Linked DNA regions of Mus musculus: region 1 is linked to region 2. A link is a loop called in an ENCODE intact Hi-C map of the cell type or tissue named here. Cell type or tissue: heart. All regions are shown on one strand. Links, peaks and the distances in the headings refer to the core of each region. The heading gives the core; the rest is flanking DNA.

Evidence for each region. A loop is a pair of places that touch in the nucleus more often than their neighbours do. Peaks named below come from ENCODE experiments on the same cell type or tissue, not always from the same donor. Only the 100,000 strongest peaks of a DNase experiment are listed, where the experiment ranks them.
Region 1: it touches region 2 in a loop (4-fold over the local background); 2 of 42 quality-filtered maps call a loop at or near these places.

The regions. Positions count from the first base shown.
Region 1 is chr19:10,599,133-10,607,406 of GRCm38, reverse strand. It overlaps Tkfc (triokinase, FMN cyclase), which reads left to right and starts at 3,149. Exons shown (of 17, transcript NM_145496.1): 1 at 3,149-3,239; 2 at 6,647-6,836; 3 at 7,989-8,099; 4 at 8,194-8,274. The coding sequence starts at 3,237. Ddb1 (damage specific DNA binding protein 1) reads right to left here and starts at 1,810. Exons shown (of 27, transcript NM_015735.2): 1 at 1,641-1,810; 2 at 414-562. The coding sequence starts at 1,701. In heart, for the core only: CTCF peaks have their summits at 1,963 (motif pointing right) and 4,376 (motif pointing right); DNase peaks (open chromatin) are centred at 1,916, 3,656, 4,396 and 4,946; H3K4me3 peaks cover 3,402 bases; H3K27ac peaks cover 5,170 bases.
Region 2 is chr19:10,444,899-10,453,221 of GRCm38, reverse strand. It overlaps Syt7 (synaptotagmin VII), which reads right to left. Exons shown (of 12, transcript NM_001373944.1): 12 at 1,605-4,882. The coding sequence ends at 4,778. Among named protein-coding and RNA genes, the nearest start is that of Lrrc10b, 8.4 kb to the left of the region's middle. In heart, for the core only: a CTCF peak has its summit at 3,305 (motif pointing left); DNase peaks (open chromatin) are centred at 3,301 and 4,681; H3K27me3 peaks cover 3,979 bases.

The DNA.
Region 1 (8,274 bases), core at 1-8,000, 150 kb before region 2:
CCTCAAAAACATTCATGGTTTTTTGGGGTTTTTTTGTTTTGGATACAGTTGAATTACAATTGTTCTAATAGTAATGAAACTGTTAAGCTAACAGGATGTGCTTACTCTGTGAAAATCAATCATTTTATCTTCACAGTACTCTACGGGAGAGGGCACCGTTACGCCCATTTGTAAACGGGGAAATCAAGGCTTTCAAAGGTGCTTTACATGAGATGACTAAGAAATGAAGCTAGGATTAACACTACAACCTCTGCGGCATTAACCCACAAGCTCCTTCAGGTTCTCTTCCCTAATAACTCTCTCCTTCTGGGATTCTGGTTACAGACTGCCATTCCCAAAGAGTTTCTACTTAAGCCTTCACCCATCCCATTTAAACTCTGCACCCAAGGGTTCCTTCAGGGCCCGTCCCTTACCTTGGGCCTGAAGAGCTCCATGACTGCAATCTTCCCGTACATTCCCACCTCTTTGACTGGCCGAAGACCCTCCGCAGTGACCACATAGATCTCTAATCTTGTGTTTTTAGCAATCAACAGGTTCAGATCTTCCGCTGAAGTAAAGTGTCCTGAAAGAAGAGAGCCTCTAACTTTGGAAGCTGGAGGATAGGCCTTTCAGGTACCTCTAAATAAATCTACCTAAGGACCTCGCCTCCTCACCAAATGAAGCACCTCAATGTCTTGCTTCACACACTCAACAAAGCTATAGTCTTAATCAGACTTTTAAAAATGTACTGTCGACTGGGCAACAACAGCCTGGCCTTCAACAAACTATGACCACGAAAATTCTTCGGATGGTTGTTGGGTTTTCCTTTCTAAATTACAACAGCAGACTGTAATTGACGCTAATGGAGAAAGCCTGTGTTTCCTTGAGTTCCCATCCAGAAAGATAAAGCGAAGAAAATTTCCCAGAGCCTTCAGTGTTGTCCTTTTATCTCCCAAGCAATCTACCAACACCACCCAGCCCTCTGTAGCTCTCTCTGAACAAGAAACTTTTGTTCTGAAATGATTAGCATTTACGTAAATACACGAATTTAAGTAGCTGAAAATATGAGTTCAAGATGAATGTTCTTTGGTTTGGGATGTAACTGCCGATAAAGAGCCACGCACACAAACAAGGCAAAGCTCGCACACTGACGGGCCAACCAAACCTTGTTCTCCAGCAGCGCCCTGGAGTAAACAACAGCCCCAGGCAAAAGGGTGGGTCTGGAGAGGGCCGGGGGGGGGGGGGTGCAGACATTGCTCAAATTCCTCAACCTCCTGGACATCCACCGGAAAATTATGAACTCAAAACTTGCCCCATTATCATCTCCCCTTTCCCCTGACCACATGGGGCAAGTTTGAAGACTCAATCAACCACGCACACAACTCACACTTCGCTCTCCGTCCCATCAGGCCTGGACCAATCCTCAATAACAAGTGACCTCCTATGAGCAAAAAAGGACCCAGAATAGCTGCTTCCGCTGCCCAAAAGGCGCGTGGTGGGAACAGCTCCTTTGAGATCGCGAGCTAAGGGGGACGTTCCGCGACTGCCAGCGCCTTCCATTCCCGGAGCCCAAGTTTTTGCTCCCGCCGCCCCTGGGGCCGCTGGCCTCCCTAGGCCTGGGATCCCTCCCTTGCCCGGGTCTCCGGCCGGGGCAATCTCACCGGTCACACAGCCGTTCACTGCAGTAGGCTTCTGCGCCGTTACGACGTAGTTGTACGACATATTGAGGCCTTGGGTTGGCCCGTGGGGCGCCTAGAGCGACGATAGAGAGACGGGCGCGAGCGAAGAGACTGAGAACCCCCACCCTCACGCAGCCAACTCCGTGGCTGCTGCCTCCGCCCCTGAGACACGTTGCAGGCCAGAGAGGCCAGGCGCAGAGGATCACGGGACGGCCTCACCTGGCCTCTTGGAGGACTTACGGAGCCCGAGGCGGCCAACCAAGCGAGGCCCCGCCCCCTGAGGTCCCGCCTTCTCCTAACCGCCAGAGGTCGCAGTACCCGGATGAGAGCGAGAGTACCGGTACGCAGGCAGAACTGGCCTCCTCTTTGGTCTGCTACGCCCTAAGTGGCCGCCTGCTGGCTTCCCAGCCCAGATCCGCGCCCCTTCCTCAGATTCTGCCTCCTTCCTTCCTCCATAGCTCCAGGCGTCCTCGGGGTTTTCCCTCTTTTAAAACAGGAAGGGCTGCGGAGGACTAGACTGGGGATAAGAGGTGACCATCTGTGCACATCCCAGAGTAGAATCGTGCTTTCCTTTGCTTAATTCTTCGAGCTCCTCCTGATCCCTCGAATGCCCTCAACTGACTTTAGAACAATCATCCCAGCCTCACACATCACCTGGGGGTGTGTTTGCTCACCTCTTTTAATTTCTCCAGAAACGAAAGGACTCTCCACTAAATTACTTGATAGCACTATTAGTGCCTCTACTGCGATACAAATTCTAAGCTCAAATACAACGCAGGAATTTCACAGGAAGAGCCTAAACACCCAGGTGACTAGTGCAATCAGCCCCGCAGATGCAGGTCCCAGGCTTCATCAGACAGCCTCCATGTCCCCAACCCCAAAGGAGGAGCAGCAGAAGCCTAGTCCTGAAGCATCTCCAGAATGCCGGAGGAGGAGAGCTAACTCCCTATTTTACAAATGAGGCAGAGATCAGTGTAGCTAGGTTTGAACCAGGTGGAACTGAAGATGATTTGTACCTCCCCAGCTGGCACTCGACTTGACTCTGGGAAACTGGTTGACTAAGGGGAAACATTAGGCTTTGTAGCAAGACTAGACATGGGCTCAAGTCCTAACTCTCAGCAACACAATCTTAGACAACTCACTAGAGCTTTCAGTCTGTGTTCCAGAAGTAAAATAGGATCACAGAGCTGACTCACTACTAGTGTGGCCAGCCAGAAAGGTAAAGGTCTTTGTACATTTTCTCCTTCCCAGCTTTAAGCTGGACATGATTCCAAACACTGCCTTCTGGCTAAGTGGGGGTGTGAACTTTGGTCAGTCCCCACGCTCCTCTCCATTCCTAGCCCACGAACTAGAGTTTGGACTTGGATCAAAGTCTGAGGCAGCTCCCTAATTCTTAAGGCACAGGCACGGGAGGCATGACATTGCCAATCGGCTGCCCATACCTTCAGCAACTCAAGTCCTTTCCACTCCTGCAGGTGCTGCTGTCTCTACTTCAGACCTGGTAGCAGTCAGGACCGTCCACCCGGCGGCATCTCAGAGCAGAAGTGTGAGCTCAGCTTGTTTCAGAACTTTCCCACCATGGTGAGTCCTGTGGGAGCCACAATAGAGGGACGACCATGGGGAACCCCACTCTGGACACCCGGACTCTCTCTAGTCCCCATCTGAGACGATGCTGCCTCTTGGGGTTCAGAAGACAAGAATTTCATTTTGTATCTCCAGCTTAATCCCCGTTCCCTTTCCTGTGGGCGGGGCACTGGGCCAAGCCAGGTCTGAGGTTAACCTGAGGCACCCTGAAACCCCTATGGCTAGGATCTCAGGCACGCATTTAGATCAGAACAACAAGTTACTTGCTGTGTGATAAGTCACTTTGCTAGTCAAGGAGGGAACCTGGAGGAATGATCGGGCCCTTGTTCCTCAGCCTGGGCATGTGTGGGCTGCTCCCAGAGCAGGGAACTGCAATGTGGGAGGCTCTCAGTGTCCCCGGGGTTTGCTTTAAAACTGATCTTGAACAGATCTGGGCTCGATTTCAGCCTCGTGCCCATCACTGTGTTACTACTATGCCAAAGGCTTCACTTCTCCGGGTCTCTCCTCTCGCCAACCTCATCTGCAGTATGGCAGACTAAGACCTGCTAGCACATGGCCTGGCCGCACAGTGTTGATCAGACTAGAATCCTAGTGGCCTAGTCTGTACCTCCCCTTTCTTGCCTTTCCTTTCCCTTGTGTTACTGGGAAACAGGCATGGCTCTGGTGCAGGAATGATTGGGAATCTCTTGGAGGGAGACTCAGTGATCCCTCTTTCCCCACCCTGTGCCTGTGACTTCAGCCACTTGGGAAAACAGCATGTGGCTGGGATGAACCTGGAGGGTCTAGGCACTGGCTGGCTGTGTGACTTTGTGCACAGTCATTTGTTGTGCTTCAGTTTTCTGCTGTTTGTACTAATCTTACCTCCAAAGGGTTATTGGGGAAATTAAATTAGACATATTCATACTTAGAAATGGGTCTGGCTCTTAGTGCGTAAGAAATGGAGCTCATTTTATTCTGCTTGTTGTCTGTTGACCTAGGCCACTCTCGTCATCCTTAAGTAGGTGTTATGGCCTTGGCCCTTGTTAAATGAAGGAAAGCCTGGCAGGAAGACATCAGCGCTTCATTTTGCATAAAGGCTCAGAAAAAAGAGGCAGGAAGTGTGTTTTGCGGAGACCTGGGTCAGGCTGCGATCACTAGGTGGCGCCAGCAGTCTCTTCTGGATCCACTTTGAGGCTCGCTCTTCCTGCCTCCTGAGGACAAAGGCTGCTGGCTACATCCCATCCCGGAACAGTTATTTAGCTAGCTCCAGCTTTTCAAAGCCTGTTCACAAAAGGGGCTATGGCACCTTTTTAGCGAGCTTTTCCCGTAACACTGGTATAAGCTCTGTAAATCACTGTTCCCAGAGGAAGAACTGAGCCCAGAACAGAGGTTTGCTCCCTGAGTTCAGGCGTGGTGTCCTGCTGACACTAGAGCCTGGGCACACGGCGACTCTGGTCTCTCTTACTGCACACGCTGTACAGACTCAGCTGGACCCAGAGGTATTCTCCAGGGTTTAGGTCAGCCTTTGCACGCCCTCTCTCCTAAGGAGGCCCATAGCTCACCGTGTAACTGCCCTGGCAGAATGCAGACATTCTAAAGAGACATTTCACCCCTTCCCATTAGCTATCAGACTGCTGAAATAATGCCTGCAACAAAGTGGAATTTTCCCAAGAATCTCAAGCTGGGGGAGGTAAAGACAGAGAGACAGAGGCCCTGACACTCACGAGGAGAAGCAGCCAGGAAGAGATTTCACATGTTTCTGACAGTGTTTCAGCTGCCTGCAAGAAGGGGATGAGTCAGTCAACCACACCTTGGCCCTAACTGACTAGGCTTTTTTTTTTTTCAGTGTTTTATTTTTTATATTTGTTTGTTTGTTTTGTTTTGTTTCTGCCTCCTGAGTTCTGGAATTAAAAGCACACACCACCACAACCTGGCTTGTTTCAGGGTTTTTTTTGTTTTGTTTTTTTTTTTGCTTGTTTGTTTTTTTGTTTTTTTCAAGACAGTGTTTCTCTGTATAGCCCTGGCTGTCTTAGAACTCACTTTGTAGACAAGGCTGGCCTCGAACTCAGAAATCCACCTGCCTCTGCCTCCCGAGTGCTGGGATTAAAGGTGTGCGCCACCACGCCTGGCTTGTTTCAGTTTTTATGTTCAGTTTGAGACACATGGGTCTCCTGTAGCTCAGGTTGGCCTCCAACTTTCTGTGTAGCTGATGCTAACCTTGAACTCCGGAGTCCTCCCCCACCCCCGCCCCCCAAGCCTCCATCTCCTAAGGCCTGTGCTACCACACCCAGCTAGAACTACTAGGTTATACATACCTCTCTGTTTAAACCTAAACCTCGTATCCGTGCCCTGAAGATGGCTTTGGACATGAGAGAGTATCCCTGGACCTCTTTATTTGTTCCTCTTCCCAATGAGAACATATTAATGAATTGATAAATAATGAACAATCTGATAAATTATTATAAAACATAAATTATAAGTAAATTGATAAATCTCCTTTGTCTGCTCCTTACTGTTGTCTCTTTAACTGGCCTGTTGAGGACATGGCTCTGAGGATAGTTATTAGGCTCTGGAGCTGAGGCTTTGACCCTGACGATTCCTGTGAACGATTCTTCCTGTGGCTTGTGAGGCCCCTGTCTACCTCTTCCTGTAGGCCATATTGCTTGCAACACTATGTCACTCTGATGCTTCCAGGAGCCACTATTCTATTCTGTATCCCATACCTTGGCTTATGCTTCCTTCTGCTCCGAATACCCCCCACCCCCTTCCCAATGCCTACATGTCTCTTTCTTGTTCTTCATAGAGACTTCCCCTTTAGGAGACTGAGGCCCTTTTCTTCTGTGCTTCCACACACATGTATGTCCCTCTTGCATAGCATAGCACGTAAGAATGATATCTGTGTTCCCATGAAGGGCCTAGCACTGGGCCCTGCTACCCTGCATGAACGGTCTAGCTCTAGCCCAGGAAAACCAGTTGTGGTACCAACTGGGTTGGTGTGGGGCCTGCCCAGACTCTACCCATCATAGGAGTCTCAATCTAAAACCTACCTCCTCTAACAGAAACTGACAGGGCCCCAATTTCATTTTTTTTTTCTAGTGAACTCCCCCATTTGCTTTACATTGAAGCTGTTTTGCAGGATACATAGAAATCATGGTGATACATAGAAATCATGGTGTAAAGGTCTATTAGTTAAATAAATACTGAATAAAACATTGAAAGTTGAGAAGTCACAGACACCTGCACCTGGTAATGACATAACTCAAGGTACCACTGTATCCTTAGAATTCCTAGGTGGCTTCTGTAGTTCCTTTCCCCTGGCATGAAACCCCTGGGGAGATTTGGCACTGTAATGTTGCTGGGCAGGCAGGATGGGGGTACCTGCTGACCACACTCTGAACCTCTTGTTTCTTGCTCTTCCTCCACAGAGTTCCAAGAAGATGGTGAATTCTGTGGAAGGGTGTGCTGATGATGCCCTTGCTGGGTTAGTAGCCTCTAACCCTGACTTGCAGCTCCTGCAAGGGCACCGTGTGGCCCTACGTTCTGACCTGGACACCCTCAAGGGCCGGGTAGCACTTCTGTCAGGTGGAGGCTCAGGCCATGAGCCTGCCCATGCCGGTGAGTATCTTGTGTTCATTGTAAGGGGTGCTGGCCAGAGCAGAGTAGGGATCCTGGGAGGTCCTCAGTGCTAGTGTGAGGTACCAGACAATCAGTGCAGGGGCCAGAGTTAGCAATGGGCCCAGTCTCCATCCTCCCACAGCCCCCAGCCACTCCACGCCCAGTCACAGCCTGTCTCTGCACCTGGATTCTTACAGCTCTAGAAATGCAGGGTTGAGCCAGTTAACCCCTGAGGCTGTCACAGCCTCAGGTGTGAGACTTGGTGATTTCAAACGTCTTCCTGGCCTGTTTTTCCAGTCCAGCTGACCCAACACCTCCATGAAACTTTCTTGACTCTACAAGCACAAATTAGGACCCCTCTTCTGCAATCCTATCATGCCTTTTCCCGCAGCTGACCCATCTTAGCTGGTTTCCTGTTTGATGCAAAGATGTGATCCTCCGTTAGGAGCTCCTAAAGCAGGCCTCAGACTTTATGTCAGTTCACTTCTCCTGTCCACCGGCAATATTCTGTTTATTCATTCATCAGCTCCTAGTGAGCCCACGATATTCTGATATACTTGGCCCTGTACAGGGCACACATGTGAATCAGGCAAGATCCTCCCCTGTAGAAAACTTTTATGCCCCACTCTGGGAAGACAGATGTGAATAAGAGCAGTTCAGAGAGCCTTATGGGTTATAACAAACACTAGAATAAACATGGAGGGGCAGGAGCGATGACTCAGCACTTAAAAGTACTTGTTCTTGCAGAGGACCTGGGTTCAGTTCCCAGTACCTACATAGCAGCTCACAACCATCTGTAACTCCAGTTTCAGGGAACCACTGCCTCCTCTGACCTCCACAGACATGAGGCACACATGTGGTGCCCTGGTGCACATATATACACACTTGCAAAACACTCAAATAAAACAAATCTTTTTTCAAAAGCTTTATGTAAAAGAAGAATAGGAGGAAGAACAGAAAATGGTGAGAGTAGACAGAGTTCTTCAGGGTAGGAGGTCAGGGGAAGATCTTTCAAGATGACTCCTGTGTAGGGGTTAGCCATAGCACAAGCACAAAGTAGGGCTTACCTAAACATGGATCTCAGGTATGTGGGAAGCCCCCAGGGATAACAGACCTAGATTCTACCCGGCATCCTTATTTCTCTTTCTCCAGGTTTTATCGGGAAAGGGATGCTAACAGGTGTCATCGCAGGATCTGTGTTTGCCTCTCCTCCTGTGGGCAGCATCCTGGCAGCCATTAGAGCTGTGGCCCAGGCAGGCACAGGTCAGGCTTGCATGTAGGAGAGAATGCTGTGGGTGGGCTCTGTTGGGGGTGGGGAAGGGCAAGGCTCAATGACACCATGCTACTGTTCCTACAGTGGGCACCCTCCTCATTGTGAAGAACTACACTGGGGATCGGCTCAACTTTGGACTTGCCATGGAGCAGGCCAAGGCCGAGG
Region 2 (8,323 bases), core at 131-8,130:
TTCTTAAACCTCTCCCAAAGCTCCTCAAGACATCAGGGCACTGATTCTGAAGATGGACATTTATTACCACAGCCAGGCGTGCCACACAGAACGTCTATTCAGACAGGGAACCCTGCCCAAGGGCTCACAATCTAAGAGACACCACACTCGCACATGTATACATTCACAGACACACAGACACACACAGGACCCAGAACATGGGAAGTGGATGACTTCATTAGAAACAGATGGGAGCAGCTCAGGATGGAGCGTCAAGCATGTTCGAATTATCCTTCAGCTGTCTTTCTCAGAGAAGGAGAGGAGAGCCCAGCATCCAGAAAGGCCAGAGAGACCTTTAGAAGTAGTGCATCTGGGAGGGACTTGCGGGAGAAGGACAGTGGTCTCTCTCAGGCACGTGAAGGGATGCGTGAGTAGCTCAGAGCAGGCAGAGGGAGTGAGCCAGAGAAGTCCAGGGTAGAGGCCCTGTGCCAGTGGTCAGGGTCTGGCACCTCTGCTGTGCTGAACCAACTATGCTAAAACTGTTTCTTGGGCTTGTTTTCCCAAAGAAAAGCTAAACAAAACCCAGGGTGAGCCTGAAGCTACTTACCTGACCCCAGGACTCCCTCGAACTTCTGGAATAGAAGCCAACAGAAGCTGTTTTATCCCCTCTCAGGTGCTTGTGCACACTAGGGCAGGAGCTGTACCTCTGAGCTATACCCTAGCCTGCATACACCTTTTAAAAGGGATGTCTAAACTACACTTAGGAAGTTAAGGGGTAGAGGGGAAAGGGCAGGCTGCTTCAGAATGAGGGTACTTAGTACAGATTAAGGAGGCAGCTGCTGGTCCCAGATGTGGGGGACAGAGGGTATGTGACCCTCTTCACTTCAGAGTGGGGCAGGGCCCATGGAATTATGGGGTCCCCTTAGTGCCTATCTGAAGCAGATATGATTGGCCTTCTGCAGTACCCTGAGAACTGGCAGGCCAGCTGCCCTGGACAGAGCAGGGAGTGGCTGGAAAATTATTGCTTCTTTGTGAATAGAGGACATTGAGAGCACAGCAAAGGGCATGGCTTGCCAGAGCCACATACAGGAGGGCACCGGAGTCTCTCAGGTCCTCAGCTTGGAACTTGCCGATGGGGCTCTTTAGATTGGAGAGATTTTTTTCCCCAACCATAGAGAATCAGCCTAGACAATAGATTGGAGAAAGGCCACAGATTCAGCAGTCTGACCTAGAGCTCAGACTACCTTTCTTTCCCCTGCCAGGACCTGGAAGGAGACATTGGCCCCAAGTCATAGAAGCTGAGCAGGTGATGGTGAGGCTGGACTCCAAGGGAGGTCTTGGCGATCTCAGGGAGATCCCACTACTTCTGAGATGACTTTAGGTCTGACCTGGGGCATGCAATATTCTCTACTTTGGGGCAGCTGGTGAATTGTAGGGATTAGTCTTGATCTGAGAGTGAGCGGGCAGCTCCAGCAGGCCCAAGCCACAATGAAAAGTCAAGTGTCAGGTGACAAGCTGAGTGGAGACACCCCCAAGACTCCCCAGTCCCTCCAATCCCAGCTGTTGCTTCCCCTGGAAGAAGAGAGAGAGAGGGCTGGGACCCACAGAGGAAACAGCCAAGGCCCTACTTTTTCACGATCCTTTATTAATCAGAACAGGCCTTGCCACAAAAAGCAGGGCCCATTCCCACAAAAATATGATTTTGCAAAGAGGAAAATTTTGCTGGCTTAGAGGGTGCATATGGTGGAAAAAAATTGTATGGTTCTTTTTCCCTTTTGTCTTCAGTTCTCTTTGCTGTATTTTTTTTCTTTTTTTGTGATAGTGGATTTTTGTTTTATTTTTTATAAAACACTTGCGCTCAAGGACTCAAACACAATACAAACAGCGCCACCAGTTCCCACCCCTGGGGGCCCCAGCTGAGCTGGGAGTCCCCTTGGCTTTTTTTTTTTTTTTTTTTCTTTTGTGGCTGTTTTCCTTTGTCCCTTCCCTGGCCTCTGGTGCTGGAGGGCAGGTGGAGGGGTGTGCTGGGGCAGGTGGAATTTGTATAGCAGTTACACAGAGAAGATGATCACAAGAAAAGCTACCTAAACAATGTAACAACTAAGTCTAGGGTGCCCACAAGATGTCAGATGACGCTCATAAAGGGGGTGGGGACACAGTGAAGAGACAGATTGGCTCTGGCGGTCCCTAGAGGCTCTGTGGGGTAGGGTGGACTGGCAGGTGGGCCTTGCTTTCAGGCCTCACTGACAACTTTGCTCTGGGTAGCACCTTCAGAGCCCTCCTGCCTTGACCCCCTAGGTCAGGTGATGGTGGCCTCACAACCTCCCCCATGAGGTAGGTGAAGTATTATTACCATCATTTTACAGATGGAGAAACTGAGGCCCAGGGAGTGTGGGTGACTTGCCCAAGATCCTAGGACAGTGGTGGCAGAGCTCTGGTGCCCTCCTCACCCTCAAGTCCCTCCCCCCCATTTCCATGTTCCCCCAGTTGCCCTAACATCTTATGCCCAGCCTCTGTGTCATCCAGCTGCACCCTGTGCAAACCCACTCTGTTCTCCACCCACTGTTTGCAAGGTCTGGCTGGCCCCCCCACCCCTCCACCCAGGCTGGGTCACTACTATTCCTAGTAGTCTGAGGGGAGAACAGCTATGTGGGGGGATGCTGAGCTGACTGGCTAAGAGGTGCAGGAGCACGCTCTGCATAAACCCGCTGCCAACTTTACACCTGCTGGTGCAGGTTGCTCGGGCCCCTCGGATGCCTTGGTGGAAGCACTCAGGAGACTGAGGCAGATGGAAGGAAGGATGGCAGCGATTTCTCTCGAGTTTCCAGACTTTCTACATTACCCTCTTCTGTTCCCACACAGCCTCTGCAGGGAGTTGGGAGGGTCCCTTTCCTGGGGTTACACCCAGCTGGGCAAGGGAGTTGGGGATGGTCCTATTTAAAGCAAAAGCTGTAGTATACAAACATTTAGATTTACAAGTAATATGGGTAACTATTTGTTTTACAATGGAATTATTCACTCTACGAATGATTCACCTACTACATAAGGGATTCCTCCAGGTCCCTGGGGACAGGGTGTGAAATCTGATTTAAGGACATTTTGCTATGGACAAAAGGAGATCTCCCACCTAGAGCAGAAGGGTGAGCTTAAGGGGAAGCCCACTGAAGGAAACTGTGCCCACATAACTGTGTTCCCACTGTGCTCTAGATAAGCAGATGCAGTCCAGAGCCCCTTCCATCCTTGGGGTGTCAAGGTGCCAGTCAGGGTAGAACTGTATTTATGGTCCCCAACTGCTACCATAGATGTGGTGTTCTGGTGCCACCTGGTGGTAGAATTAGGGTATGTTGGGCTCAAGTCTCTGAATTGGTTTTGAGGCTCTTTCACCAGCTGGGTCTTTTCAATACAGCACAGAGGGACGACAGGACTTAAGAGGGATCATTCTGGAGTCTGCTATTTCCAAAGGGAAGCCAGTTCTAGTCTCAGCAGAGGCGGGGAGAAGGGACGACAGCTTCTTTGGGTATGGCAACTTCAGACTCCTGGAATGCTCCCCGCTTCCTCTGCTTGCGTGGTGGGTGGGAGGGGCAGAAAGAGCTGCTACTCTGGGGTGGGGGTAGGGGTGGGGGTGGGGTATGTGTCAAGACAGCCTGGAGAAGGCCAGGGGTTGATCAGATTATGCAAAGAAAAGGTGGAGGTGTCGGGGCAAGGGGTGGGGATCGGGGGCTATATCCAAGCCAGAGTGTGGAGCAGATGCCAATTTGACTGCAAAATGAGATTTGGAAAGGTGGGGGTCCCTGGGCGAGGGGTTAGGAATGCCTGAGAAGGATGGGAGTGGTGCCCTGTTGGAAGGCCATGCACACGGTGAGTAGGTGCCTACAAAGTGTGAGCCCAGGCCCAAGGGACGACATTGCAGTAGAGAGTTGCTACTGGGGAATTGTGGGGGTGGGGGCTACAGAGACAGGCAAAGTGGGTGCCAGGAGGCAGCTGAAACAGCCATTTGCCCTGGTCCCCACTTCTTCTCAGCCGTCCATACCCTTCCTCTCCTACCTTCCCTGTGGCCTTGACCTCTACCTGACCCAGCCCTACTTCATCCTCACGAAACTCTGCTATTTTCCATAGCCAATCAGCACTGCTGGTCCCAGGGCGATAGGGAGTGAGCTCCCCCTTTCCCACACGTGCGCATGAGCTTCCAGGTGCACATGTGTACACGCATGTGGGCACACACACACACACACACACACACACACACACACAGTAGACACAACACAAATACACAGGGCCACATCTCCAGGACTCTGGAGCACAGGCTATATACTATCCTCAGTGTCCAGGGCCCAGCCGGCACCTGAAGCTGGGGATGGGCCTGATGACCAGGCCGTGGCCAAACGCCTCGGCCTTCCTCTTCTGGGCCCCAAAAAGGGGATCTAGGGAAGGGGTGGCTTCTCTCCACTCCAGGCACTGCCTTAAAGAAAACGGGGGCTATGCCCACCTGGCGGGCCTCTGGAGGGATCTGCCCATCTGGCTCTTGAGCTCTCCCCCACGTCTTTAGTATCAGCAAATCAGGAAAGAAAGAGGCAAAGCAGGGAATGGCTCCCAAGCCCCCACCCCTGAGCTGGACTCATGGGGTGGGGCTGGTACTTCCTAGAAATGGGGCCCAGTAGAGTTCTGGTACCCCTCCCTGGCTGAGCCCTCGGGGTCTCCCCTCACCATGGCAGGGGTGCCGGGCTGGGCATTGTGCATAAAGTGGTAGGGGCATGATGGGGAGCCAGGCCTTGGCCCTTGGAGCCTCCCTTGGCCCCACTCAGGCTTTCAGCTGGTGCCACTGGGCCACAGGCTGCCGGGGACGAGCGATCATGTCCTTCCAGTGTTTCACTTCACCTGGTCCGCTCTTCCAGGACAGGTAGATCTGGGGAGGAAGAGAAGATGCGTAATGGCAGGCTCTGAGGCTTGGGCCCTGTCCCATAGTAACAGCCTGGCCCACAGAGGCTGCCCCTTTCCCTTCCTGCCAGCCTGACCTAGTTTCCTGACTGCTATCCCTCAAGGGCCTGGGCATGCCTGGCCCTTTGACATCAAACTGTTACCTATTTTGCAGTGAAGGTCAGGATACAGGCATTTGGCTGGGGCAATCTTCCCTGACCTAGGAAGGGACACCATTGTTATTGTCTCTCCCATCTCCCTGCATTTCCTGGCCCCGCCCCTGACTTTGTACTGGGGGCTATATATCTCGAGGTCAGTGTGTGCTTCCAAACCTGGCAGGTGAACAAACTACCAGATTAGCCCCAGTTTTCAGATGGGAAAACACACAGAGTTAAGAGTCTTACCTTCAGTCATAGTTTAAAAGTTCAAAATGGTATAAGGAAAGTCTTGGTGCTTCTAGACTGCCAATGCAGCCTAGGCTCTTGTAAGGGCCCTGCAACATTGCAGGGCTGCCCCAGAAACTCCCAAAGCAGTCTCAGCTGAGCCTGGCCTAGACACCAGGAATGCTTAAGACCAGGGGCATTAGAAGAAAAGCGGACAGTGTTGCAAGATCCTGGCCAGGGCACCTTAAGGCCATCAAGATGACAACTCATAGGGCAAAAAACTGTCACAGGTCATAGAGCCTGGGGGCCTTGACGACAGAGTACAACGTGCTAGCTAACACTGGATCCAGGAGCAGGCCTGGGGCATTAGTGGAAGAACTGGCCAAATGCAAATGAAGTCTGACAGGTTCACAGCAAGGTCCCATGTCAGTTCCTTAAGCTGTGACAGATACATTGTGAGGGGCTAGCAATTGAGGACATTGGCAAGAGGGATATGGATACACCATATTACATTTCCTACTTTTATGTACATTTAAACATCAGGTATTACTACCTAAAATTCTCATACCTAAAGTTCTCACACTGAGGCAGAAGGATTGCTATGAGTAGGAGGCCACCCTGGAGGTACATAGTGAGTTTGAGTGCCAACCTGGGCTATAAAGCAAGAGCCTGTCAAAACAAACAAACGATAAAACACCAAGACAAAATGAGCAAGCCCTATGCAGGGGTGGAATATCTTTCTCAGCTTCAAGGCTCCTCTGTGCAACTCAGACTCCTCTGAGCCAATTGACTGATAATAGACACTGATATTACAGACAGCTGGAAGTGGCGTGTGTCTGCTGCCCTCGCTGGACTAAGTTCTCAGTCTCACTCTGAGGCTCACTAAATGCTCCACCCCACTATCCCACCATCACCACTACTACCACCGCCACAGGTCACAGCCAAGTGCTCCTTCGTGCCTACTTGCTTTTGCAATGTCAGCCCAGCTTGGTACCATAGCCTGGAACAAGGCCAGATTCCCAGTCTCCAGGAGTTGAGCTGGGCCTGTGATTCAGAAAGGTTCCAGGGTCCTTGGGCTTCCTAAACTATCCCAGGACGAAGCAAGAACAAAACCATTTTTGGGGGCTGGCGAGATGGCTCAGTGGTTAAAAGCGCCGACTGCTCTTCCGAAGGTCCAGAGTTCAAATCCCAGCAACCACATTGGTGGCTCACAACCATCCGTAACGAGATCTGACGCCCTCTTCTGGAGTGTCTGAAGACAGCTACAGTGTACTTACATATAATAAATAAATAAAACTTAAAAGAAAAAAAAAAAGAACAATGTAAAAACTAACATTATAAAAAAAACATTTTTGACTTGGTTTGGCCCACAGAAGGCTGGTCTGGTAAAGGAAGCTAAAGTACCCCCCAAGAACATCTACTTCTATAAAGCAGAGTTGTAGCATGGCTGCAAGGGCCTCTAGGGAGCTCAGTGGGCCCTGCTCACAGCATACACTCTAGTCTCCATACCTGTGCCCACTGGCTGGCTGAATAATACTCCCAGGGCCAGCTTTCTTCCACAAGGCTAGCTGCTTTTCTCTCCCCAACAACTAGTTTCTCCTTTTCATCTTTCTAGGGAATGCCTCCAGAGTGGCTCCTTCTCTGCAGATGCCAGACCATCCTTCTCCAAACACCATTGTTGGGGTTTGAATGAGAAGGACATCATAGGCTTGTTATATTTAAATGCTTGGTCCCCAGCTGGTGGACACGTTTGGGAAGGATTAGGAGGTGTGGCCTTGTGGGAGGAAGTGTGTCACTGGGGCTGGGCTTTGAGGTTTTAGAAGCCCATGCTATTCCCAGTTAGCTCTCTCTGCCAACTCAGATGTGAGCTCCTAGCTACTGCACCAGCACCGTGCCTGCCCGCCTGCCTGCCACCATGTTCCTCACCATGATGGCCCTGGACTTGCCCTCTGAAATGGAGGCCTAAATTATTATTTTATTAATTTTATTAAATTATGAGTTGCCTTGGTCTTGGTGCTTTTTCACAGCAGAGGAAAAGTATCTAAAACAGTCATATTGTTAGCATTCTGTCTAAGTTCTACCCCACAGTTATATGGCAACAGCCAGGTATGCTTTGCCCCACAGTTACCTGGCAACCGCCAGGTAGGTCCGTCCCACTATAATAGGGGTTGCTTGCCACCCTCCTTGCTCTTTTGCTCTTCTCCTGCTCCCTTGCTCTTCCCTTCCCCCTCCCCATTCCCTTCTCCCATCTCTCTCTCCACAAGCTCATGGCCAGCCTCTACTCCTCTACTCTCTTTCTCCCTCTGCCTTTCTCTGCCTCTACTACCCTCTTAACTCCCCTCCCCATACCCTGAATAAACTCTATTCTATACTATATTGTCGTGTGGCTGGTCCCTCAGGGGGGAGGGATGCCTTGGCATGGGCCCGCTGAGGCCATACCTCACCTCACCTCCATAGAACATATCCCCTCCTCTCTTTATCTTTTTATAAACACATCACATATACCTAGGGACCCGTGTTTCCACTCCCTCACTTCCTCTGTCCTGATCACTGGTTCTCGGCACTATTCCTGGTCACGCTTCCATGACTTGACTTGGTCAGTGCTTGTCCAGTACACATGGAGCCCCCATACTCAGTCCCCAGCACTGCATCAGGCAGGCTCGATGGCAGCTGCCTGTAACCAACCACAGTGTTTGGAAGACAGGGGCAGCAGGATCAGAGATCCAAGACCATACATACTCAGCTACATAAGGAGGCCAGCTTGAGCCGGTGGCGCACGCCTTTGAACCCAGCAGTAGGGAGACAGAGACAGGTGGATCTCTAGAGTTCAAGACCAGCCTGGTCTACAGAGCGAGTTCCAGGACAGCCAGGGAAACTGACTCAAAACAAAACAAGAGAGCATAATGGAAGTCAGACTTCTGTTACTGAATAAATGACCACACACGCCATCGGCAGAAACATTTCAGAGCTAGCATCTACAACAACAGAAGCTACACACGTACTTCAGGCGCCAGGCTGAGCGTCTCACTGTGCCCTTATCAAACGCT